Linked DNA regions of Mus musculus: region 1 is linked to region 2. A link is a loop called in an ENCODE intact Hi-C map of the cell type or tissue named here. Cell type or tissue: heart. All regions are shown on one strand. Each heading gives the region's core, and the rest is flanking DNA. Links, peaks and the distances in the headings are about the cores only.

Region 1 (12,061 bases), core at 1,905-9,904, 73 kb after region 2:
GGCAGTGCCTGTTTTTTTTAATTCCAGCACTTGGGAGGCAGAGGCAGGTGGATTTCTGAGTTCAAGGCCAGCCTGGTCTACAGAGTGAGTTCCAGGACAGCCAGAGCTCCACAGAGTCAGAAAAACAAACAAACAAACAAACAAACAACATCAACAACAACAAAAATCAAAACAGAAGAAGGCTGGAGAGCTGGTTCTGTATTTGTTTTTGAGAGTGTAGCTCTAGAGGAGGGTCTGGGTTTGGTTTCAGTGCTCATACCATCTATAACTCCAGTTTTGGGGAATCTGACATTTGCTTAGGGTCTGGGAAGGCCCCAGGCACACACACAGTAGACATCACACATGCAGGCAAAATACTCAGACACATAAAATAATGTAAATCTAAAACTAAGCAAAAATGGGGATGGGGGTCAAGCAATCTACCTGGCTGTGGATTATATAATGTAATTCCAGGACTTTCTAGGTGTGGAGGGTGATCAGGAATTCAAGGTCTGTCCCCTTTAATCCCAGCACTGGGGAGGAAGAAGCAACTGGATCTTTGTGAGTTCAAGGCCAGCTTTCTCTACATGGTGAATTCCAGGACAGCTAAGGTTATGTAGAAAGATCCTGTGTCATTTTTTTTGTCTTTTCTTTCCTTCCTTCCTTCCTTCCTTCCTTCCTTCCTTCCTTCCTTCCTATCTATCTATCTATCTATCTATCTATCTATCTATCTATCTATCTATCTATAGTCTCCCCTCCCCCAGCCTGAAACCTGCTTGCTCAGGGGTGGAGCTTCCCGCTCAATCTTTCTGCCACGCCTACTGCTGGAACCTGCTGCTTTGCTGTTCTGAAGCCATCACGTGGTTACCCTGCTACTGGACCCCAAGATTATTTGGCTGGAATTGGGCCTCTCCCCCTTCCTTTATAACTGAGTGCCGAAATAGTAAAAATTGAACCTTGAGCAGAGAGCTTTGTCTTGGTTCCTTCCTTATCTAGCGCAGCCCAGTCCCTCTTCTCTTCCAGGTTTCCAAAATGCCTTTCCAGGCTAGAACCCATGTTGTGATCTACTGGCCAGACACAACATCTATCTATCTATCTATCCATCTATCTATCTATCTATCTTGGTTTTTCAAGTCAGGGTTTCTGAGTGTAACCAGCTGGCTGTCCTGGACTCAATTTGTAGACCAGGCTTGCCTTAAATTCACAGAGATCTGTTTGCCTCTGCCTCCCAGGTGCTGGGATCAAAGACCTGTGCCATTGTGCCTAGCACTTGTTATTTTAGTGATGCTATGTGTGTGTGTGTTGTGTGTGTGTGTGTGTGTGTGTGTGTGTGTGTGTGTGTGTGTATGTATGCACATAAGTACAAGTACCCACAGAGGTCCAAGCTGTCAGATCCCCAAGGAGTTGTGGTTAAAGGCAATTGTAAGCCACATGGCCATATGTGCAGGGGATCCAACTCAGGTCCGCAGGAAGTTCAATATGTGCTCTTAACCACAGAGCATCTCTCTAGCCCCAAAGACCCTGTTTCAAGCACCAAAACCAATCCCCCCTCAAGAAACAGAGTTCAAGATTAGACTGGGCAAGGGAGCCTACACCTTTAATTCCAGTACAAGGGAGCCAAAGGCAAGTGGATCTCTGAGTTCAAGGTCAACTTGGCCTACCCACTAAGTTCCTGGACAGTGGACAGTCAGAACTTTATAGAGAAACTCTGTCTGGAAAAAAAGGAGCTGGGGACCATTGAGCCTGGAGAGATGGCTCAATGCTGAGAACATTGCTGCTCTTTTTTTTTCTTTTAAAGATTTTATTATTATTATTATTATTATTATTATTATTATTATTATACATAAGTACATTGTAGGTGACTTCAGACACACCAGAAGAGGGCATCAGATCTCATTATGGGTGGTTGTGAGCCACTATGTGGTTGCTGGGAATTGAACTCAGGACCTTCGGAGAAGCAGTCAGTGCTCTTACCCTCTGAGCCATCTCACTAGCCCCATTGCTGCTCTTATAGAGGACTCAGATTCACTTCTGTACACCTGCATCAGAAGGTTCCCAAGTGTCTCTAATTCCACTTCCAGGGGACCTGATACTTTCTTCTTGTCTGTAAGAATCAGGCAAGCATGCCGGGCAGTGGTGGCACATGCCTTTGATCCCAGCACTTGGGAGGCAGAAGCAGACAGATTTCTGAGTTCGAGGACAGCCTGGTCTACAGAGTGAGTTCTAGGACAGCCAGGGCTACACAGAGAAACCCTGTCTCGAAAAAATAAATCAATCAAACAAACAAAAGAACCCCAAACATTCACTTGACTTTGTACAGCTTACTTCTTTTTAATTTTTAGTCTTTGAGATGTAGTTTTCTTGGACTCAAAGTCATGGCAATTCTCTTGCTTAAGCCTTTCAAATTCTGGAATTTCAAGGAGGCATCAACATGCTCTGCTGATATATTTTTTAATTATTTATTTATCTTATGTATATGAGTATACTGTAGCTGTCTTCAGACACACCAGAAGAGGGCATCAGATCCCATTACAGATGGTTGTGAGCCATGGTTGCTGGGAATTAAACTCAAGACCTCTGGAAGAACAGTCAGTACTCTTAACTGATTAGCCATCTCTTCAGCCCTCAGCTGATAATTTTTATTTAACCTGTCTCGCTTTTTTTTAAAAATAATTGTTGGGCCAGGTGTGGTGGCACACGCCTTTAATCCCTGCACTTGAGAGGCAGAGGCAGGTGAATTTCTGAGTTCGAGGCCAGCCTGGTCTACAAAGTGAGTTCCAGGACAGCCAGGGCTACACCGAGAAACCCTGTCTTGAAAAAAACAAAACAAAACAAAAACAAAACAAAACAAAAATTGTTGGGCTGGCGAGATGGCTCAGCGGGTAAGAGCACTGACTGCTCCTCCGAAGGTCCTGAGTTCAAATCCCAGCAACCACATGGTGGCTCACAACCATCCGTAATGAGATCTGATGCCCTCTTCTGGTGCATCTGAAGACAGCTACAGTGTACTTACATATAATAAATAAATCTTTAAAAAAAAAAAAACAAAAAAAACAAAAAAAACAAAACAAAAATTGTTGGGAGGTAATGGCACACACACCACGCAGGAGGCTGATGCAGGCAGGTCTCTACTTTAAAACTAAAAACAAAATTTATGTTTTATATATATGAGTGTTTGCCAGCATGTATGTGTAACATTAAGTATTGTGGAGGCCACTGATTCCATGAAACTAGAGTTCCAGACTGGCAAGCTGCCTACTAGAGGCTGGAAATTGATCTTGTGTCCTCTGTAAAAGTAGGAAGAGCCTCTGAGTCGAGTCTCTAGCCATATGTTTGTTTATTGTCAAGTGTGAGTGTATATCAGCCTCACTTACATGTGTGCTCCTTGTTAGTGAGAGAGTATGTATCAAGGGAATAAGACATGGGCCAGGCATGGTGGCACATGCCTTTAATCCCAGCACTTGAGAGGCAGAGGCAGGTGGATTTCTGAGTTGGAGGCCAGCCTGGTCTACAGAGTTTCAGGACAGCCAGGGCTATACAGAGAAACCCTGTCTCCAAAAAAAAAAAAAAAAAAATCAGGGACATGAATAGTGTATGACCCCAATGTCTTCCTCTGGCCTCTGCACTACTATAAATAAATGGCTAACAATACCTGTATACACACATTCACACACTACTGGTTAGCAGACACAAAAACACATATACATCCACACACACATCCACACACATACTCACATCCACACAAACATACCTCCCCCCCCCCGGGGGGGGGGGAGAAATAGAAGTATTTTAGAGTCAGACATAGTAGATCATATCTGACAAAGAAATGTTTTGTAGGCTGAGACAGGAGGACAAGTGTGAATTTGAAGCTTGTCTGGGTTACATAGTGAGGGCTGGGCTAATGACTGTTGTCTTACCATCTTTTGTTACAAATTATGCTACTGGTATCATAGGTACATTTTGTTGAGGAGACAGGGTCTGTGATATAGCCCAGGCTGGCCTTGAACTTATTATCCTTCTGCCTCAGAGATCCAAATGCTGGGATTAGAAACATGAGCTACCAAGCTCAGTTAATCACTACTTTTTTTTTTTTTTTCGAGACAGGGTTTCTCTGTATAGCCCTGGCAACTCACTCTGTAGACCAGGCTGGCCTTGAACTCAGAAATCTGCCTGCCTCTGCCTCCCGAGTGCTGGGATTAAAGGTGTGTGCCACCATGACCGGCTTTAATCACTACTTTTACTTGGGAAAATGTTAAGTTTTTTTCTTTTCTCCTTAAAAAATATTGTTGGCACCATTGCATCAAGATTTTGTTGAAAGGACCCTGATATAACTGTCTCTTGTGAGGCACTGCCGTGGCCTAGCAAACACAGAAGTGGATGATCACAGTCAGCTATTGGATGTCTCACAGGGCCCCCAATGGAGGAGCTAGAGAAAGTACCCAAGGAGCTAAAGGGATCTGCAGCCCTATAGGTGGAGCAAAAATATGAACTAACCAGTACTCCTCAGAGCTTGTGTCTCTAGCTGCATATGTATCAGAAGATGTCCTAGTTGGCCATCATTGGAAAGAGAAGCCCCTTGGTCTTGCAAACTTTATATGCCTCAGTACAGGGGAACGCCAGGGCCAAGAAGTGGGAGTGGGTGTGTGTGGGGGAGGTTTGGGATAGCTTTGGAAATGTAAATGAAGAAAATATCTAATAATAAAAAAAGAATTGTTAAAACAGTAAAAAAAAATTGTTGGTAGGGCTGGAGAGATAGCTTAGTGGTTAAGAGCATTGACTATTCTTTCAGAGAATTGAGTTCTATTCCCAGCAACCACATGGTGGCTCACAACCACCTGTAATTGGACCTGATGCTGTCTTTTGGTATGTCTGAAGATAGTTACAGTGTACTCATATACATAAAATAAAAAAAACATATTTGAGGCTAGAGAGATAGCTCAACACATATGAGTACTGGCTGTTCTTCTAAAGGGCCAGGGTTCAATCATCAGCACTCATATGGCAGCTCACAACTGTCTGTAACTCCAGATCCATGGCTTCTGACATCCTCACACAGACATCATGTAGGAAAAACCAACGGACAGAAAAATAAAAACAAGGGGGCTGGAGAGATGGCTCACCAGTTAGAAGCACTGACTGCTCTTCTAGATGTCCTGAGTTCAATTCCCAGCAACCACATGGTGGCTCATAATAATCTGTAAAGGAATTTGATGCCCTCTTCTGGTGTTCTCAAGACAGTGTACTCACATACCTAAAATAAATAATTTTAATAAATAAATAAATATTGTCACTGGGTGGTGGTAGCACAGGTCTGTAACCCCAGCACTCCAGAGGCAGAGGCAGACAGATCTCTGACTTTGAGGCCAGCTTGGTCTACAGATTAGGTTCAAAGACAGCCAAAGCTACAAAGAGAAACCCTGTCTTGAAAAACTAAGGGCTTGCCGGGTGTGGTGGCACACGCCTTTAAACCCAGCACTAGGGAGGCATAGGGCTATACAGAGAAACCCTGTATCGAAAAACAAACACACACACACACACACACACACACACACACACACAAAACAGAAAAAAAAAAACCCAACCAACAAACAAACAAAAAAATAAAGACAGACAGACTAAGGGCTGGTGAGATGGCTCAGCAGTTAAGAGCACTGACTGCTCTTCCAGAGGTCCTGAGTTCAATTCCCAGCAACCACATGGTGGCTCCCAACCATCTGTAATGGGATTTGATGACCTCTTCTGGTGTGTCTGAAGACAGTGACAGTTTACTCACATACATGCAATCTTTTTTAAAAAGTTAATTATAAAATTTATTTTATTGTATATATACTGGTGTTTTGTGTATGTCTGTGTACTACATGTGTGTGCCTGGTTCCACAGAGGCCAGAAGAGGGCATCAGATTGCCTGGGACTGTTCCACATGTATGTGAGTGCTTTGAATTGATCCAGGTTCCCCGGGAAGAACAGCGTATGCTCTTAACCACTGAGCCAACACTCTAGCTCCCTAAATCACTGATGATTAGGATTTGGATAAAAATTTGACAGAAAGGTTTTCCTTTATTTCCTTAAAGTTTGTGGGAGTTTGGTTTTTGAGTCTGGGTCTCAGTTAGCCCCGATGCGAGCTCAACCTTGCCATGTAGCTAAGGCTGGTTCTGAACTCCCGATTTTTCAGTCTCTACTTCCCAAGTGCTGCATCTTCCGGCTTATGTTACTATGCCCTACTTCCAAGTCATGTATGACCACCAATTTAAGGTAGAAATAGTTCAGAATAATCCTAAAGAAAGAAAAGTTGCCAGTACATAAAAGATTGAAGTCCCGTTGTTTACGGATGTCATGTGTCCGAGACTAATTCCAAAATAAGCGCATTATACTGGTCGGAGTTCGGAAAAGGGACTGAGAATATTCTAATAACAGACCAGGAGGGAGGGATCACAACTACCGCTAAGAGATAAAGTAGGATTACAGAGACGGAGTAGCTCTCCAATCGAAATAGATGCGCCAGCACGCTTCTGCGCATGCGCACACCCTCCCAGCCACCGCCTCTCCCGCCATCTCCGGGGACCTTTCCCTCACCTAGTGTGGGACTGTCTGTGGCGCCGCCTGATCTACTGGGAACATTCCTTGAGGACCCGTGGGCCCTAGAGCCGTTTTCATGATGTGTTGTATAGGTTAGAATAGTGGAACATGTGTGAAAGGCTTCAAGGGGCTGTGTTTGGCTAAGACGAAGGGATCTGTTGCGCTAAGGTCTGCAGGCGCTGCGCAAGCCGCCCTGGAGGGGGTCCTCTTTGGCAGCTGTCTGTGAGCGGGAGGCCTGAGCGCAGAGAAGCGGCCGCGCGGCAGGGTCCCAGCCGCGGGGGGCACGGCGCTATGGAGGAGCTCGACTGCGAGCCCGCAGTAACTGTAAGGGCGATCGGAGTGGAGTGGCTTGGCTTGTTGCACTGTGAGGGTTACGTTTCTTTGGTCATTTCAGGCTGCCTCCCTACATGCGGGACGCACGCTTCTTCCCTGGACACAGTTGCCACCATCCCGAATGTCAGGTTAACTGGGAACTAGGTTATGGCAATAGTGGTCCCTAGGTCCTGTGAATACTGGCCGGCTCGCGGAAACCCCACTGCATCACCCTTGTTTTTATAACCTTTCTGCTTCTCTAGTTTTCCCCCCTTGGGCGTTAGAATGAGATTGGTGTAAGCCCCACATGGTCACTCCAAGGGATGAGTTGGCCTTTCCCTGTCCTGCTGTCCTAGTCCGAGGCTTAATAAATGCATAATTTGTTCTCACGGGAGACAATAGACTAGTTTCTGTCGCGTTGTATTCTATTCCTCTTGCACCTAGAAAATGTTTTTTTAAGTGTGTATATGTCTGAATATGTGCACAGCATCATTGGATACGACCTAGGCTGTTCGCCTGGTGTATGGTGTTCGCAGTTACACTTGGAAGTTGAATGGACAGTTGTAGGGCTAACAGCTCCTGTGCCTCCTTATGTCTTACTAGTGGATTCCAGGTGTGAATTCCAAGAAGAAGCAAATGTGTTTTGACTGGGGCCCCGGCGAGATGCTTCTGTGTGAAACTTCCTTCAACCAAACAGGTAGGCAGTTCTTTTTCACATCTGTCTTGGCACATTGGTTGACTCTCTGAGGCAGGAAACTGGAGTTATTTGGCAATATTTTTATTTTTGAAACTTTGTTTTTTTGCTATTTTGAGACAAGTTGCCCCTATGTAGTCCTAGTGGGCTTGTCTTTGTGCAATCTTTGTGTAGGTTTGAATTCTACATCTTCTTCCCTCGACTTCCAGAGTGCTGGGACTTGAGGTGTGTGGTTCAACACTTGACATTAAGTAATTTTTAAATTTTATAGTCTGTGTATGGGCATTTTGTCTACGTGCATAACTGTGCACCACTCCGTGCTTGGTGCCGCAGAGGCCAAATGAGATCATTGGATTCTAGGAACTAGAACTCTATATTTATGTGAGTTGCCATATGGGGTGTTGGGAGTTGAACTTAGGTCTTCTGGAAGAGCTGCCTGTGTACTTCTTGTTTGGTTTTGGTTTTTTGAGATGGTTTCTCCGTGTAGCCTGGCTGTCCTGGTACTTGGTTTAGACCAAGCTGGCTTTGAACTCAGAAATTACTTGCTCTTTTTTCCTGAGTGTTAGGATTAAAGGCAGGAAATTTCAGCCAGTTGTCTTAGACGCCAAACCATCTCTTCAGCCCCCTTCCTATAATTAACCTTTAGAAACGACCCATATAGCCCAGGTGTGGAGATACGCACCTTTTAATCCCAGCACTCAGGAGACAGAGAGGCAGGTGGTTCTGTGAGTTCACAGCCTGCCTGATCTACAGAATGAGTTTTAGGTCAACCAGGGCTACACAGAGAAATCTTGTCTTGAGAAACCCAACAAAAACAAGCCCAAAGAAGTGAGTTAGACTGCCTCAGCTGAAGGCAAAGTCCTGGGTTCAGGCAACGCTCGCTTGCAACCTTAGATTTTCTACTGTGCAGAAGAGTTGGCGGGGGGAATAGAGAGTCCCCAGCTGCCTGGGATATGTTGCCAGACCCATTCTCAAAAACCAAGGATGTAGGCTATCACTCAGTGGCTCAGTGATAACTTCTTTAGCATGGGCAGTGTCCTTAATTAGATCATCAATATCACCAAAAAAGAAGTCTGTGTTGTGCTGCCTGCTTGTATTGTAATCTCAGCCTACACAGACCAGATGAAGACAAATCTTTTTTTCTTTTGGCGTAAACCTGGTTTGCTTGGCCGACTGTGTGCACTAGTCTTCCCTTGAGTTTTAATCCTCCCGTCTCATTCCCACCGGTGGAGAAAGTGGACATGTGCCCCAGGCTCAGCCGGGCTTTGTAATTAGAGAATTAGAAGTACTGGGATGTTTTTCTCTTTTGGGGAAAATGGTAGATGTTGAGTTACTTTTTTTCCTGTTTTGTTACAGGCAAATCAGAGAAGGTGCCGAGCTGCCCTTTTATCTACATCATACGGAAAGATGTGGATGTTTACTCTCAAATTTTGAGAAAACTCTTCAATGAATCCCATGGAATCTTTGTTGGCCTGCAAAAAATTGAGGAAGAACTGTCGGGGAAGTCCAGGAAAGCTCAGTAAGTGGTGGGTGCTGAGGCTGCAGTGAAGTCGTGAGAGGGAGGCGTCCTTATCCTTGTGAGTGCCGGGGCACCTCGGGGTTCCTGTTCTCCTGTGTATCTTCTTAGGGTGTAGTTGTGCATTGTGTAAATGCTGTTGGAAGACTTACTGGCTTGATATATATGTATCAACTCTTCCTTTTGGATTCCTACTTCATTTGTATGTGTCCCTTGAACACCACCACCGACCAAAATAAAAATAATATAAATATGGTGAAAGGAAGACTCAGACAGAGAAGCCCTTGAATTAGATCTCACTCTTGAAAGAGTTAAAAACGAGGCTGACAGATCTTTAAGAGCTGGTAGTCAGCAGAGTGAGTTCCAGGCCGCCCAGAGCTGCAGAAGCGAGACCCTGTCTTAATATGAAAGAAATACAGGCGTCAGCAGACAAGGCAAATGGAAAAGAAAGACTTGCTTCTCAAGCTTGTGTTTTTGACAAGGAATCAGGATTTGGTTTTTTTGCTTCCTTTTGGGGTGGCGGAGCTCGAGCTGCCTTTGAGTGCCCAGCTGCTGAGCCGTGATACTGGGCCAGCCCTCCAGGCTACGGTTTGTTTTTTTTCTTTCCTATTATTCACTCTTTTTTGTTGTTGTTGTTGTGCTCGTTCCTTGAGCTCAGTAAGTAGATGAGGGTGAAACTGGGTTTCATACACCTGGCATGCACTCTGCTGACTTGTGTAGCCCAGGCTATGTATGTGCTCAAATACGTGTGTATCCTTGAGTTTCTGGTCCTCTTGCCTCTACTTCTCAAGCTCAGGGTTACAGACACGATTACCAGGCTTGTGGTAATTCAGTGCTTGGAGCATCGAGCACTGAATTTTAGCAGAAATTGATGCAGAAGCCGTGGAGGAGCCCTGCACACTGCCATACTGTCGTGGCTTGCTCAGTCTGCTTTCTTTCTTTCTTGTTTTTTTTTTAAAAAGATTTATTTCTTCAGACACACCAGAAGAGTGCATCAGATCCCATTACAGATGGTTTTGAGCCACCACGTGGATGCTGGGAATTGAACTCAGGACCTCTGGAAAAACAGTCAGAGCTCTTAACCACTGAGCCATCTCTGCAGCCCCTCGGTCTGCTTTCTTACAGCAGCCAGGACCGCCAGCTTCGGATGGCACCTCCCATATCAGTTATCAACTGAGAAAATACGCCACAGGCTTGATTACAACAGTAGTGCTTTTAACCTGAGCCGTCTTTGCAGTCCAGACTTATTTTAACCATGTATGTGTAGGTGCATATTGGTGCAGGTACCTGTGGGAATCAGAAGATGACATTGGGTTTCTTAGAACCAGAATTGCAGCCAGTTGTGAGCCATCTGATAAGGGTGCTGGGTACTGAACTCTGGTCCTTTCCAACAGTAGTACGCACTTTAAAACCACTGTGACAAAGCTGTTTGTTTGTTGTGTGGTATGGTGTGACCACATGAGTTTATATGTACTGGAGGCCAGAGCACTCAGAGCTCCTGGAATTGATGTTGCAGCCCGTCTCCTGTCTTTTGATTTCTCTCTTTCTAGCATCAAGATACGGTTCCATGTCATCTTGTATGTCATTTCATTTTTTTTGTAGATTGGTTCGAGTGAGTAAAAATTACCGTTCAGTCATACGGGCCTGTATGGAAGAAATGCATCAGGTTGCAAGTAAGGACCCTGTGTGTGTTTGAAGTACGTTATCTGGTGCTGTTTTCTCCAGAGGCCTTTAAGGAGGCTGCTGTGCAGTTCATAATAGGTCCTTGTTTTAATGTGTGATCCATAAGCGTTTCACATGAAAATGGGTGGGTGGTAAAAGAAACCAAGGCAAAAACCGTATGGGGCTTCTGAGGGCTTAGGAGATGAGCTACATTCAGTGCAGGTTGATTGACTTAAGGTGTTTTGTATTCTGCTAGTTGCTGCTAAAGATCCAGCCAGTGGCCGGCAGTTCAGCAGCCAGGTAAGGTGTAGCTGCTTTCATTGTATTGGCAACATCGTGTTAGTGCGTAGGGTGGTGGCTTTGTGGTCCCTGTTGCAGGAGGGCTCTCCTTTTCAGGTAGATCAGCAGCTCTTTGGGATGGCAAGTATGGCTTTGAAAGTGTTGGTCAAGGTTTTAGCCCATGGGAACTCAGGGTTTTCATTGCTTGTGGAAAAGATGAGTCCTAACACATGGTGTTTGTGAGTTGTCACTTGAGATGGAGAACCGAGCTTCTAGGACTACTGCTTGGTCTCATGAACTCAGAATTGTTGTCAAGCAGCATGTGGTTATAACTCAGCAGGACTAGAAGGCGACATCTAGGACTCTTTCCTCAGTGAGACCCCAGAGCTTTTCTAACTCATGAACAGGGAAAATAGGCTTTCTCTGATGGGCACAGTATGCTCTCCCCCTGGAACAAGGGGTGATGGAGGGGGGTGGGGTGGGGTGGGGGACGTTCATCTTCCTAAAGCATCTTAGGTTGGGCTTTGCTTTTTCGGTTGTTGCAGTGCCTGGTCTTGGTTCCAGTGTTGTAGGTGTGCTAAGTATGCACACTGTTGCTGAGCTATGCCCTCGGCTGACATGTCACCTTTTTAAAACAGTTTTTATTGTGTGTATGTATGTACAAGCGTACCTGTGCATGCATGTGGAGGACAGAAGAAGATGTTGAATGTCCACTCTCTCTGCTCATTCTCTTTCTTCTTGATCCTGGGAGTTGTGTTATTTTGGCTATGCTGGACACCAGCAAGCTGCAGTGACCCTCCTTTCTGTTCCCTTTGTAGCTGAGGCCTCAGATGTGCTCAGGTCTCCAGCTTGTTATCTGTGTGCTATGATCCAAACTCTGCTCCTGATGTGTGCACAGCAGAGTCTATTGACTGTGAAGCCATCTCTCTTGCTGTCTGTTGCTTTGCATTCGAGTTTCAGTAATAGTTTCAGTTAAAACTAGTCTCCGTTTCTTCCCTAGGTCTCCATTTTGTCAGCCATGGAGCTCATTTGGAACCTGTGTG
Region 2 (12,061 bases), core at 2,736-10,735:
CATGTTGGTGCTGAATTGAACCTGGACCCTTAAAGATCAGTCAGGCTTAACCTCTGAAGCACCTCTCCGCCCCTGTCATTTTCTTTTCCAGTAAAGTATAATGTCGGGTGTACACAGTCCCAGCTACTTGGGAGCCCTAGGCAGAGTGTCTCTTCTAGTTTGAGATAAAGCAGGTTTATTTTAGGCCTAACAGTTATGTGTGTTTTAATTGACACAGCTGACCAGTATGGTACAGGATTTCCAGAATTCAAGAAAGTGATCCCAGCATGGTGGTCCATGATGTAATCCCAGCATTGGGAGGCAGAGGCTAGTGGATCTCCAGAAGTTCAAGGCCAGCCTAGTCTACATGGAGGAATTCCAGGCCCTCCAGGGCTACACAGGAAGGCCTTATCATGTGCATACATGCATATATACATCAATAGAAGTACGTTTCGTGTGTATTTTCCTCTTACTCACAGCCGGCAACAAGCATTTTCAGGGTGCTGAAGTAAAACCTAAGAACAGATTAGTGCCCAGTGAGGCTTTTTTGTTTATTTTTTTATAAAAATGTATTGCATTATGATTGTGCATGTAATGTGGGAGGGGCGTGTATACATGCCATTGCATGTATGTGGGGGTCACAGGACAACTGTGCGGAGTCAGTGTTCTCCTCCCACCCTAACGTGGGTCCCTGAGTTGGACTTTGGTTACCAGGCATGCTCAGGTACCCTTACCTGCAATCTCACTGACACCTTATTTTTGTTTTCACTTTCTTGTCTCTCTGTGTAGGCCAGGCTGGCCTTGAACTCAGGGATCTGCCTGCATCTAGCTGTCTCCCAAGTGCTGGGATGAAAGCCATGCGCTCCCACCGCCTGCCCACCGTTTTAACCCCCAGGAAATCCCTTTGAGCCCTTCCCAGCACCAGCTCCTACTTGTCGCCTGTTTCTCCAAGTCCAGCTCTCTCATCTCAGGTTCCATCTTTCAGGGGTTTCTATGGTTACTGGTGTCCAACAGAGCCCAGCCTTTGCCTCTTGCCTCTAGCTCTTCCACCCCGCCCCCATCTCTGTCCGCCCAAAGCAAATTCTTCAGCTAGTCAGGGCTTGCTCTCCTCTCTTTCTTTTTGGTGGTACTAGGATGGAGCCCAGGAGCCCTCGCAAGCGTCCACCGCAGCCACGCCCGGTCCACCCTTTCTGGTTTGTAACTATCTGGGCGTCTGATGAATGGACACAAGTGGCAGTTTAATTAATCCTTGAGTCCATTAAGGTGTGCTCCCATGTGCACCAGCAGCTCCTTAGTCAAGCTGTGTCTTGTTTCTCCCACATACCCCAGGTGGGCACAGCTCTTAGCTTTGTCCCTGTGGATTGCTTTCACATGGCTTCGGTCCTTATTTAAGTGAGATCATGCAAGCTCTGTCCTAAAGCTAGCTTTTAAAAATATATTTTAAATCTTAAAAAATTCTTTTATGGGGCTGGTGAGATGGCTCAGTGGGTAAGAGCACCCGACTGCTCTTCCGAAGGTCTGAAGTTCAAATCCCAGCAACCACATGGTGGCTCACAACCATCTGTAACAAGATCTGACGCCCTCTTCTGGAGTGTCTGAAGAAAGCTACAGTGTACTTACATATAATAAATAAATAAATCTTTAAAAAAAAAAAATTCTTTTATATATTCTCATCCCTATGGCAGTTTTCCCTCCCTCCCCTCTCCCTTCTCCTCCTCCCCTCTCCTGAGTCTCTCCCTCCCACCTTCTCTCTCTCCCAGATCCAAAAAGAGCAGGCCTCCTAGGGACATCAACCAAACACGGCATATCAAGCTGCAGTAAGAGCAGGCACACGCCATCATGGCAAGGCTGGGCAAGGCAGCCCTAGGACAAAAAAGGGTCCCACGGTAGGCAAGAGTCGGGGCAAGCCCTGCTTCCCCCCAGGACTCCCACAGGAGCACCAGGAGCTCAGCCAAGCATCTGCAGAGGACCTAGGTCAGAGGCTGCAGGCTCCCTGATCTCTGTGTGCCTCTGGGCTCCACCTGACGCTTGCCTGGGAGACTCTGCATGAAGTCTCCTTGCTCTCTTTGATGGTGATGCTGCTAGGCTCCTGTCCCAGAACACACTGCAGGCAGGACACACTGCAGGCAGGACACACTGCAGGCAGGACACACTGCAGGCAGGACACACTGCAGGCAGGACACACTGCAGGCAGGACACACTGCAGGCAGGACACACTGCAGGCAGGACACACTGCAGGCAGGACACACTGCAGGCAGGACCCACTGCAGGCAGGACACACTGCAGGCAGGACACACTGCAGGCAGGACACACTGCAGGCAGGACACACTGAAGGTTGAAGATGTGTTGGCTGGGTTGGTGGCCCAGTCCCTATCCTTGAGGCCTTGCCTGGTTACAGAAGTCCAGTCTCTGTGTCTGGGAGACTTTGCTAGGGTTTCTCACCTAGGTCCCTTGGACTTCGATTGCACTACATGTCTACTCTGGAAATGCCCTCCTCCAGTTTCGGTCCTTTCTCCCAGTATTTTCTCTCCTTCCGCCTCCACTAAATCTGGTTATAGGGAAGCATGGTGGCGCAGGCATTTGGGAGGCAGAGGCAGATGAATCTCTCTGAGCTCAAGGCCAACCTGGTCTACATAGCAAGTTCCAGACCAGCTAGAGCTACACTGTGAGACACTGCCACATACACCCACACACACAAAAGTTAATTCTTTCTATGTGTGTGTTCTTGAGTACGGAGGCCAGGGGCGAATGCTGAGGGTGATCTTCTGTGGCTCTGCACTGGGGGTTGGTTGGGTTTTTTCGTTTTGTTTTGTTTTGTTTTTGTTTTTTTGAGACAGGGTTTCTCTCTGTAACCCTGGCTGTCCTGGCTGTCCTGGAACTCACTTTGTAGACCAGGCTGGCCTCGAACTCAGAAATCCGCCTGCCTCTGCCTCCCAAGTGCTGGAATTAAAGGCGTGCGCCACCACGGCCCGGCTGTGGGTTTTGAAGACAGGGTCTCTCATTGAATTTGGAGCTCACCAATCACACACACACACACACACACACACACACACACACACACACACACACACATACACATATACATTCCTGTCTCTACCCCCACAGTGAAGATGTTACAGACCCACATAATTATGTCTGGCTTATTTATATTGGTGCTAGGATCAAACTTAGCCGAGTACTTTTAACAATTGAGCCATTTCCCAAACTCTAAAATTTATATTTTTGTTTTGTTTATCTTTAGGATTTCTAAAATTTTTATTTAATGTATGTGTGTATGTGGCGTAGGAGGAGGGGTGGGTAGGTTCATGTGGACACAGGTGCTGATGAAGGCCAAAGAGGGACGTCATATCCTATGAAGCTGTAGTTACAGGCAGAAGAGCAGGATGTGCCGAGCCGTCTCTCCAGTCCTTGTGGGGTTTGTCTGTTTGTTTCTATTCATATATGAGGCCTATCTGTGTGTGAGTGCTGTGTGTACACCATATATCTGTGTGTGAATGCTGCGTGTTCACCATGGGGTCCTACGGAGGCCAGGTTTTTAGATTCCCTGGAGCTGGAGTTACCAGTGGTTCAGAGCTGCCTGGTGTGGGTCCTGGGAACAGAACTTGTGTCCTCAAGGAGAGCAGGAAGTATTCTTAGACACTGAGCCATCTCTCTACCCCGCTTGTTTTGTCTTTGAGACAGGGATGTAGCCATGCCTAGCGGTGAAAGCAGACTTTTATATTGGTGTTTTAGGGCAAGCCTATATATAACCCAGCACTCAGGAGGCCAGGGTGGGACACTATTCCAGGCAAACCTAGGCTTCAGAGCAAGTCTTTCTCAAAGCTAGCCCCCAAAACTCTCCTGAAGACACTACCTTTCATTTTAATAGTGTGTGTGTGTGTGTGTGTGTGTACGAGTGCACGTGAATACAGATGTCCACAGAGGCCAGAAGGGGTTTAATACCCCCTGAAGCTGGAATTCATGCTATCCACTGGGGGTCCTGGGGATCAAACTCAGGTCCTCTGCCAGGGCCATACACTGTCTTAGCTGTTGAGCCACTTATCTAGCCTGGAGACATTATTTTTAAGCTCTACATGGTATTTTTTATCCAATGAGCTTGCTGTAATTTACTTAGACTTAGCATGTCGTGAGGTTTCTGGTTTCTTTTTCTTTCTCACTATCCTTTTGGGGGAGGGCTGATGCTGGGGACAGAAGTCAGGGTGACTCCCAGGGTGGACTCCTGAAGCCTTGGCAGAGGACTGGGTCTTGGTGACCTTGCAGTCCCTGTCCACAGGCAGACTTCTCCCCAGGCCCAAGTGCTTCCTCAGGACTCACTAGCCAGAGAGAGGCTGGGAGGCGAGACAGAGGAAAACCAGAACCCAGGCACCCGGCTCATCCACCTTTGCCTCTCTCCAGGGGGGCTCTGCAACCTGTGCGCGGACAAGGCCAACAAGGAGCACGTCCTGCAGGCGGGGGGCCTCCCGCTCATCATCGGCTGCCTGTCCAGTCCTGACGAGGAGACGGTGCTGTCTGCTGTCACCACTCTCATGTACCTGAGCTCGCCAGGCTCCCGCTCCCATCCCGAGCTGACCTCCCTGCCCGTGGTCCAGTGCATGCTGCGCTTCTCCATCTCTGCCAGCACACGGCTCCGGAACCTGGCCCAGATATTCCTAGAGGACTTCTGCTCGCCGAGCCAGGTGGCTGAGGCCCACAGCCAGCAGGCCCATTCTGCCCTGGGGATCCCACTGCCAAAGACTGAGGCCCCACAGCAGCCCTGACCCAAGGACACTTAAAGATCCTGCCACAGGTATAGGAAGCAGAAGGCTAATAGCATCCTGAGCCCATCCTGCGCAAAGTGGTGCTTGTTCAGCTGCATGCAAGCTGCAGTCTTGGCATGACAGGCGTTTGCATCCAGGGAAAACAGGAGGAGGGACGAAGCCAGACTTGAGATGCTTAGAGGAGAACCAAAGCTGGTATGGCTTTCATGGACTGGCAATCAATAAACTACAGACAGACCACCACCTCTGCTGCCCCCAGTGCCCAGCTAATGCCCTCGTGTAAGAAGCTGTGCCCCTGGGAGAGTGGCCAGTACCATGAGTGTCCAGAGTAATTTTGATGGCTAGAGATCAATCAGCCTTATTGTCTGGGGAAATGCCGTGGGTTGACTCCTCCCGTGTTGAGGCTGAGTATCTGGGCATGGTAGCATTGACTTGGAGAGCTCTGCAGAACAGAAACAACTATCCACACAGCCCTGCTCTCTGCGAGGCGCCCTAAGAGGAATGCAGAGGTGAAGTGTCTTCCCTTGGGTGTCACAGCTTAATGAGTGTTAACTAAATGGCCATTGGGCATGAAGAACAAGGCCCTACAGGTGTGAGAGCAGAATGAAGGAGAACTGAGGGCACCCGGGCATGCCTTGTCTCTCTGGAGAGGCCCTACATAGGATCCTTGGGTTAGACAGCAAGACAGTGACTTCTGTTTTACCAGGCTGTGGACCACTCATGTGCCAGCTGCCAAGTGTGGCATCCCTGTCTTTTCAAAAGAGTTGCTCTGGCCCCCTTTGCCTATGGGTCAGATCTTCTGACACTTGGGTGGGAGCCCTGAACATGAACCTTTCATGGGCTATCCCAGTCTGCTTCCTGCCATTCTCTCAGGAGCCACAAGCCTCCAGTAGGTACTGTCAACCCCTCAGGACTCAGATGCAGACCTTCCATAAAGACACCTAGAAACTAATGTCAGGGGACCATGGCGGCCCAACCTCTAATCTAATCCCTTGAGAGACAGGAGCGGGATAGCGATGAGTCTGGTCCACCTAGTGAGTTCCTGACCACAAAGGTCCGATAGAGTCTAACGAGCTCCTGTAACTGGTTACCCCGCCCTCCTCTGCCACTGAGAAGAAAAAATGGAATTAGGGGATAAGCGAAGAGCAGTCCTGACAGGAAGTGGAGTTTAGGGAAAATGGGGGCCCTGATCACTCAGCATTGTCCCCCCTCAGATGGACAACGAAAGCTGAGGAAGGAGATCTACAAGGGCTGGAGAGGGGCTGTCGTACAGCCACTGGATGAAGGAAGGCTCCCGCTCCCATCCTGAGCTGAAAAGGAAAAGGAGCATCAAAGATCCAAAGCCTCGCGTTTGGTTTTTATTTTTATTAAAAACCTCCTGATTTTCTCCACTGTATTTGTGTGCTAGTCTCCTTCTTTCCCGTGTAGGCCTCCTGGGAGGAGCCGGAAAGCAGTCTGTTCAAGTGGCTCCCTGATTAAAGAAAGTCACCTGTCCAGGCAGGGTCCTGTCCACCTCAGGGTCCTTCACAGGCTGGCTCGCTTGCTCTCAATGATCCCCCTCCAGTTGTCACTCCAGGAAAGCAGCCGTCTCCTGGTGGGGGGCAGGGCCAGGTGCTGATTGTGGCAGCAGGTGAACAAGATGTGCTCCCAGCTTGGGGTCTCCTCTAGGCCTGGGCAGTAAAGACAGCGTGCGCTCTGTAATTGGGTCATTTTTACTCCTCCTTAATCCCAGCAGGCCAGATGCCTGGGGGTTGTCAAGGTTAACTGGCTGGCCCAACCTTGAATGTTGTCTTTGTCATCAATGAGCAGGTCTCCCATGACCACCGTCTTGTCCCTAGTCAAGATAATCCGCTCCACAAACTCTGGCCCCAGGTTCTGCTCCACCCAGCGGTACTGTATAGGCGGGAGGGGTGGGGAGAGGTCAGTGGAACTTGCTAGGCTCAGAATGCAAGATAAGTAAGGCATGGGGGCTTAAGTGGGACTAGCCCTCAAACACGCGGGACCCCTTTCACCCAGCCCCCATTTTCTGGTTTATTTTTTTAAATCAGCGCAGGCGCCGGCACCTTCTCGCCCACACAGTGGTCGTACTTCAGCAGTGGGGTGGTGCAGATGAAGACCTCGGTGCTGCGGAGAAGGGGTGCAGTTAGGCCTGGGGCACTGGCCGTCTTCCCGCCGCCCCCTCCTCACCCTCCTTACTCTTTCATGTCGTTCATCTCTCGCAAAGCGTCCAAGGCCCCAGGGATGGGCTCCAAGTTTAGGAAAAAGCCTGGAGATTCATACACACTGGCCACTTTTTCCTGAAAGAGAGAGATCTTGGTCCCGCTCCTGCTTTCCAGTAGGGGGAGCCCCAAAGAGGACACACACACACACAAAGATTCTGCAGGAGACCTCGGTTCTAGTGTGTGTGTGTGTGTGTGTGTGTGTGTGTGTGTACCCTTTCAAGCTTTCTGGTTCGGGGGTGAACTGTGGATTCGCACAGCTTGGCTGCCTAGAAGAGAACTCAGCCTAGAGGTTCCCCATCGGGTCTCCTACCGCCAGGTCCGGCCTCAGAGCTCCGTACTGCTCGTTGGCGAGGAAGCCCCGGCGCTGTTCCAGCGGCACGTGCGGTTCCTCGGGAAAGCGGCGGCGAAAACCCTGCAGGAGGCCGGACTCGAAATCAGCTAGCACGCCGTCCATGTCCACCAGCACGCGCACGGGCCGCTTCACCGCCATTGCCACGCCCGGTGTCTCCGCAGAGCACAGCGGCAAGCACGGAAGATGCCAGACCCGGAAACAAGCTTCCGGGACCGGGGTAGGGGCGGGCCGGACTTTGTTCATTTGCACAGAGTGGCCAACCAGGTGCCCAGGATGGCATTGCGTCCCTTACGGGGCTGCCGCTCATGTGCAGCATCAGAATCCCTCTCCCATAACCTCTAAGATCCGAAATACTTTCTTGGCAATGGGGAACCTGCTTCGCATGCTGAATGCATCCTTTGCCTCTCCCATGTTTGTCCAGGCTGGAAGCTGACAGGATCGTGAGTCTCCCAGTTCAAGGGATGAGAAGGACCCCTTAAAGACAACCGTGGGCATGAGCTGGGCATGAGCTGGGCTCTCAAGAGACCGGACTCATAAGCCAGACTTGGTTTGAAACAGTAACATTGTTTTCAATCTGCGTCCACTACTTTTTCCTGTGGACCCGAGGTCTCCGGTAGAATCGAAAACTTGTATGTCCCTCTAGAAAATGTTAAGCGTTCACACACAGAGACACAACTTATTCTTGTAGATTTCAGAGTCAATGGCGACATCACATCAATTTTCCAACCTATAAATGCAGATTTGAGTAATGACTCCCCCCCCACCCCCGACTCAGGGTTTCTCCACATAGCCCTGGCTGTCCTGAAACTCTGTGAACCAGACTGGCTTCAAACTCCCCGAGGTTTGCCTGCTTCTGCCTTCCATGTGCTGGGTTTAAAGGTGGGCACTGCTACACCCCGATAAGACATGACTTCTAACCCATGGCAGAAGTTTGTCAGCATGGAGCCCGACATCTCACTTGAAGAAAAGCCAGTTTAAAACAACAAAGGAGCAGAGTGTAGTGGCGCACATTTTTAATCCTCACACCCAGGAGGCAGACCTCTGAGTTCCAAGACAGCCAGAGCTACTTAGTGAAGACCTTATCTTAAACAAATTTGGGCTGCAGAGATGGCTCAGCATCGGTTAAGAGTACAGACTGCTCTTCCCCGGGTTCTGAGTTCAAATCCCAGCAACCACATGGTGGCTCACAACCATCTGTAATGGGATCTGATGCCTTCTTCGGGTGTGTCTAAAGACAGCTACAGTGTACTCATATAAATGAAATTAAAAATAAAAAAAGCTCTTCTCCTTTCCTCTGCCATCCTGCGCATTACGCCTGATTCGGTTCTCCTTTCCTCTGCCATCCTGCGCATTACGCCTGATTCGGCTTCTTGCCATGTCTTCTCACAAGACTTTCCGAATCAAGCGATTCCTGGCCAAGAAACAAAAGCAAAATCGCCCCATTCCTCAGTGGATCCGGATGAAAACTGGTAACAACGTCAGGTTCAACTCTTCTCTTAGAAGACACTGGAGGAGAACAAAGCTGGGTCTGTAAGGATTCACACAATGGCAAGACTGAGGGTTTATACTGAGTTGTGGTCAGCAATCAGTCCTACCAGACAGATTTCAACATTTTTAACCTGGAGACTTGCTCATGTCTTAAATTAGGGTGTTTGTCTAGTAATAAAATATAGAACCTTTTAAAAAAATAAAATAAACAATTTTTTTCTTTTCTTCCTTTATTCTTTTTATTTTTATTTATTTTTTGTTTTTTTCCTTATAAACATTTTTTTTAAAAACACAAAAAAGCAAACAAAACTGGTAAAACAAACCAACAACAACATATCCCGGTGAATTCTTACTTAGGGACTGAATTTTCACTAAGCCAAACCAATTTTCACATAAACTGAGTTAAAGTTCATCTGCTGTTTTTTCTCTCCTGCCCTTTCAGTAACTTTTAAAATATTCTGAGAATCCCATACATACATATTGTATCCCATACATATTGTATCTTTACCCTATTTAACTCAGGCTTCTCCCAACATCTCCTGGACACACACCCCTTACTTTTTTTGCAACAGGGTTTTTTTTGTTGTTGTTGTTTTTGTTTTTGTTTTTGTTTTTTTGAGACAGGGTTTCTCTGTATAGCCCTGGCTGTCCTGGAGCTCACTTTGTAGACCAGGCTGGCCTCGAACTCAGAAATCCACCTGCCTCTGCCTCCCGAGTGCTGGAATTAAAGGCGTGCGCCACCACGCCCGGCTGCAACAGGGTTTTATGCATCCAAGTTTGCCTCAAATTCACTCCCTACCTGGGCTTGCCACTAATTCCAGATACCTCTGCCTCCACCTCTGCCCCCTCACGTGAATATCTGTGCGCCACTTGCAAGCATTCAGAGGCCATCAAGCTTCAAGGCCGTGGAGCGAGAGTTAGAACCAGCTGTGAGCTGCTAAGAGGGTGCTGAGAACTGAACCTGGGTCTTCTGCAAGACAGTGAATGCTCTTGTCTTGAGACAGGGTTTCTCTGCATAGCCCTGGCTGTCCTGGAGCTCTCTTTGTAGATCAGGCTGGCCTCAAACTCACAAGAGATCCACCTGCCTTTGCTTCCTGAATGTTGGGATTAAATGTGTGCTACCGCTGCCTGGCCCAGCAAATGTTCTTTAGCACTAAGCAACCCTCCAAGCAAGCATACGAACCCCATTTATAAAATGGTTTGAAGATCTGACTTTACAGAATCTTTTCTATCTTGGGGTGTTAAACCCCCTCCTACAAATGTTTCCAGACAGTCCCCTAAAATCTGCTCCAATAATGGAGTCTGGCTGAACCTCCACTCCCTCAAAACACCTGCCACCAGGTGCTTATCTCTATAATAAAAGTTAAGGCCAACTGTCAAGTTAGAACACCAGCCAGGTAACTCCCTTCCCAGGAGCCCCACCCTTGCTCGGAGGCTCAGAAGGATGGGTACAGGTTTACTCCCTGAGATTCATAGTGGAAAATCAGGCCTTTAAAAGCCATGGCCCACCCATTCAGCAAGCTAGCCTGTTGCAGTACACAGAAATGATTGTAGGCTACAGCTGTCAGTCAAACATGTAAAATGTTTTAGAACAACCTAGTTTATGCTTTCTTAAAAGATTTATGTCTATGAGTATGTGTCCATCTCTGCAGACACACCAGAAGAGAGCATCAGATCCCATTACAGGATGGTTGTGAGCCGCCATATGGTTGCTGGAAATTGAACTTGGGACCTCTAGAACATCTAGCTCTCTTTTGCTCCTGCCCTGCAGTAAAGTCTTAACTGCTAGCCATCTCTCCGGCCCTGTAATCTCTACTCTTAAAGATACACCTAGCAGTTCCAAGGTCTGGCTTTGCCAGTAAGTACTAGGCTCAAATAACCAGCAAGGGAGCCCAGCCTGTCAGAAACACAAGTGGACATTGTGACAGTCAACCTGAACCTTCCTGTCCATCCACCCCAGAAAGTTTCCTGTCACCTTGTTTGTGTGGCAGTCTGTTGTAGCTATGTGGACTCTCCCTTTGCAGCTTGCATCACTGAACACTAGCCATTATTGATCTCAAGGTAGAAACCTACCTTGGTATTGGGGGTGGGAACACATGATGGGATGGGATGACAGTGAAGGTGACAAGGGAACAGAAAAGACTGGCTGCAGGGGAAAAAAAAAAAAAGCCGGGCATGGTGGCACACGCCTTTAATCCCAGCACTGGGGAGGCAGAGGCAGGCGGATTTCTGAGTTCGAGGCCAGCCTGGTCTACAAAGTGAGTTCCAGGACAGCTGCAGGGGTTCAAAGTCAGGGCCTCCTACATCTGCCCCGGTGCTAAGACAGTGTTAAATGTTAGTCTGATCCTACACAAAGGATCAGAGGTAGAAAAGCCCATCCTGGACAGCTATGGAGGTGCACAGCCCTGTACTACAGTGGGCAGCTATGGTGGGGCACAGCCCTGTACTACAGTGGGCAGCTATGGTGGGGCACAGCCCTGTACTACAGTGGGCAGCTATGGTGGTACACAGCCCTGTACTACAGTGGGCAGCTATGGTGGTACAGAGCCCTGTACTACAGTGGGCAGCTATGGTGGTGCACAGCCCTGTACTAGTGGGCAGCTATGGTGGGGCACAGCCCTGTACTACAGTGGGCAGCTATGGTGGGGCACAGCCCTGTACTACAGTGGGCAGCTATGGTGGTACACAGCCCTGTACTACAGTGGGCAGCTATGGTGGGGCACAGCCCTGTACTACAGTGGGCAGCTATGGTGGGGCACAGCCCTGTACTACAGTGGGCAGCTATGGTGGTACACAGCCCTGTACTACAGTGGGCAGCTATGGTGGTACAGAGCCCTGTACTACAGTGGGCAGCTATGGTGGGGCACAGCCCTGTACTACAGTAGGCAGCTATGGTGGGGCACAGCCCTGTACTACAGTGGGCAGCTATGGTGGTACAGAGCCCTGTACTACAGTGGGCAGCTATGGTGGTACAGAGCCCTGTACTACAGTGGGCAGCTATGGTGGTGCACAGCCCTGTACTAGTGGGCAGCTATGGTGGGGCACAGCCCTGTACTACAGTGGGCAGCTATGGTGGGGCACAGCCCTGTACTACAGTGGGCAGCTATGGTGGGGCACAGCCCTGTACTACAGTGGGCAGCTATGGTGGTACACAGCCCTGTACTACAGTGGGCAGCTATGGTGGGGCACAGCCCTGTACTACAGTGGGCAGCTATGGTGGTGCACAGCCCTGTACTAGTGGGCAGCTATGGTGGGGCACAGCC

The links. Hi-C counts contacts between places; a loop is a spot of excess contacts. Peaks named below come from ENCODE experiments on the same cell type or tissue, not always from the same donor. Only the 100,000 strongest peaks of a DNase experiment are listed, where the experiment ranks them.
Region 1: it touches region 2 in a loop (2.4-fold over the local background); 3 of 42 quality-filtered maps call a loop at or near these places.

Annotation. Positions count from the first base shown.
Region 1 is chr11:115,557,684-115,569,744 of GRCm38, forward strand. It overlaps Nup85 (nucleoporin 85), which reads left to right and starts at 6,761. Exons shown (of 19, transcript NM_001002929.4): 1 at 6,761-6,879; 2 at 7,471-7,564; 3 at 8,918-9,080; 4 at 10,680-10,750; 5 at 10,996-11,039; 6 at 12,019-12,061. The coding sequence starts at 6,847. In heart, for the core only: CTCF peaks have their summits at 5,846 (motif pointing right) and 6,765; a DNase peak (open chromatin) is centred at 6,538; H3K4me3 peaks cover 2,209 bases; H3K27ac peaks cover 1,648 bases.
Region 2 is chr11:115,484,339-115,496,399 of GRCm38, forward strand. It overlaps Armc7 (armadillo repeat containing 7), which reads left to right. Exons shown (of 3, transcript NM_177778.5): 3 at 4,375-6,128. The coding sequence ends at 4,736. Nt5c (5',3'-nucleotidase, cytosolic) reads right to left here and starts at 7,476. Exons shown (of 5, transcript NM_015807.1): 1 at 7,269-7,476; 2 at 6,933-7,033; 3 at 6,800-6,860; 4 at 6,515-6,629; 5 at 6,087-6,406. The coding sequence starts at 7,448. The coding sequence ends at 6,261. It also overlaps the pseudogene Gm11694. In heart, for the core only: a CTCF peak has its summit at 7,074 (motif pointing right); DNase peaks (open chromatin) are centred at 4,413, 6,303 and 7,513; H3K4me3 peaks cover 2,425 bases; H3K27ac peaks cover 2,213 bases.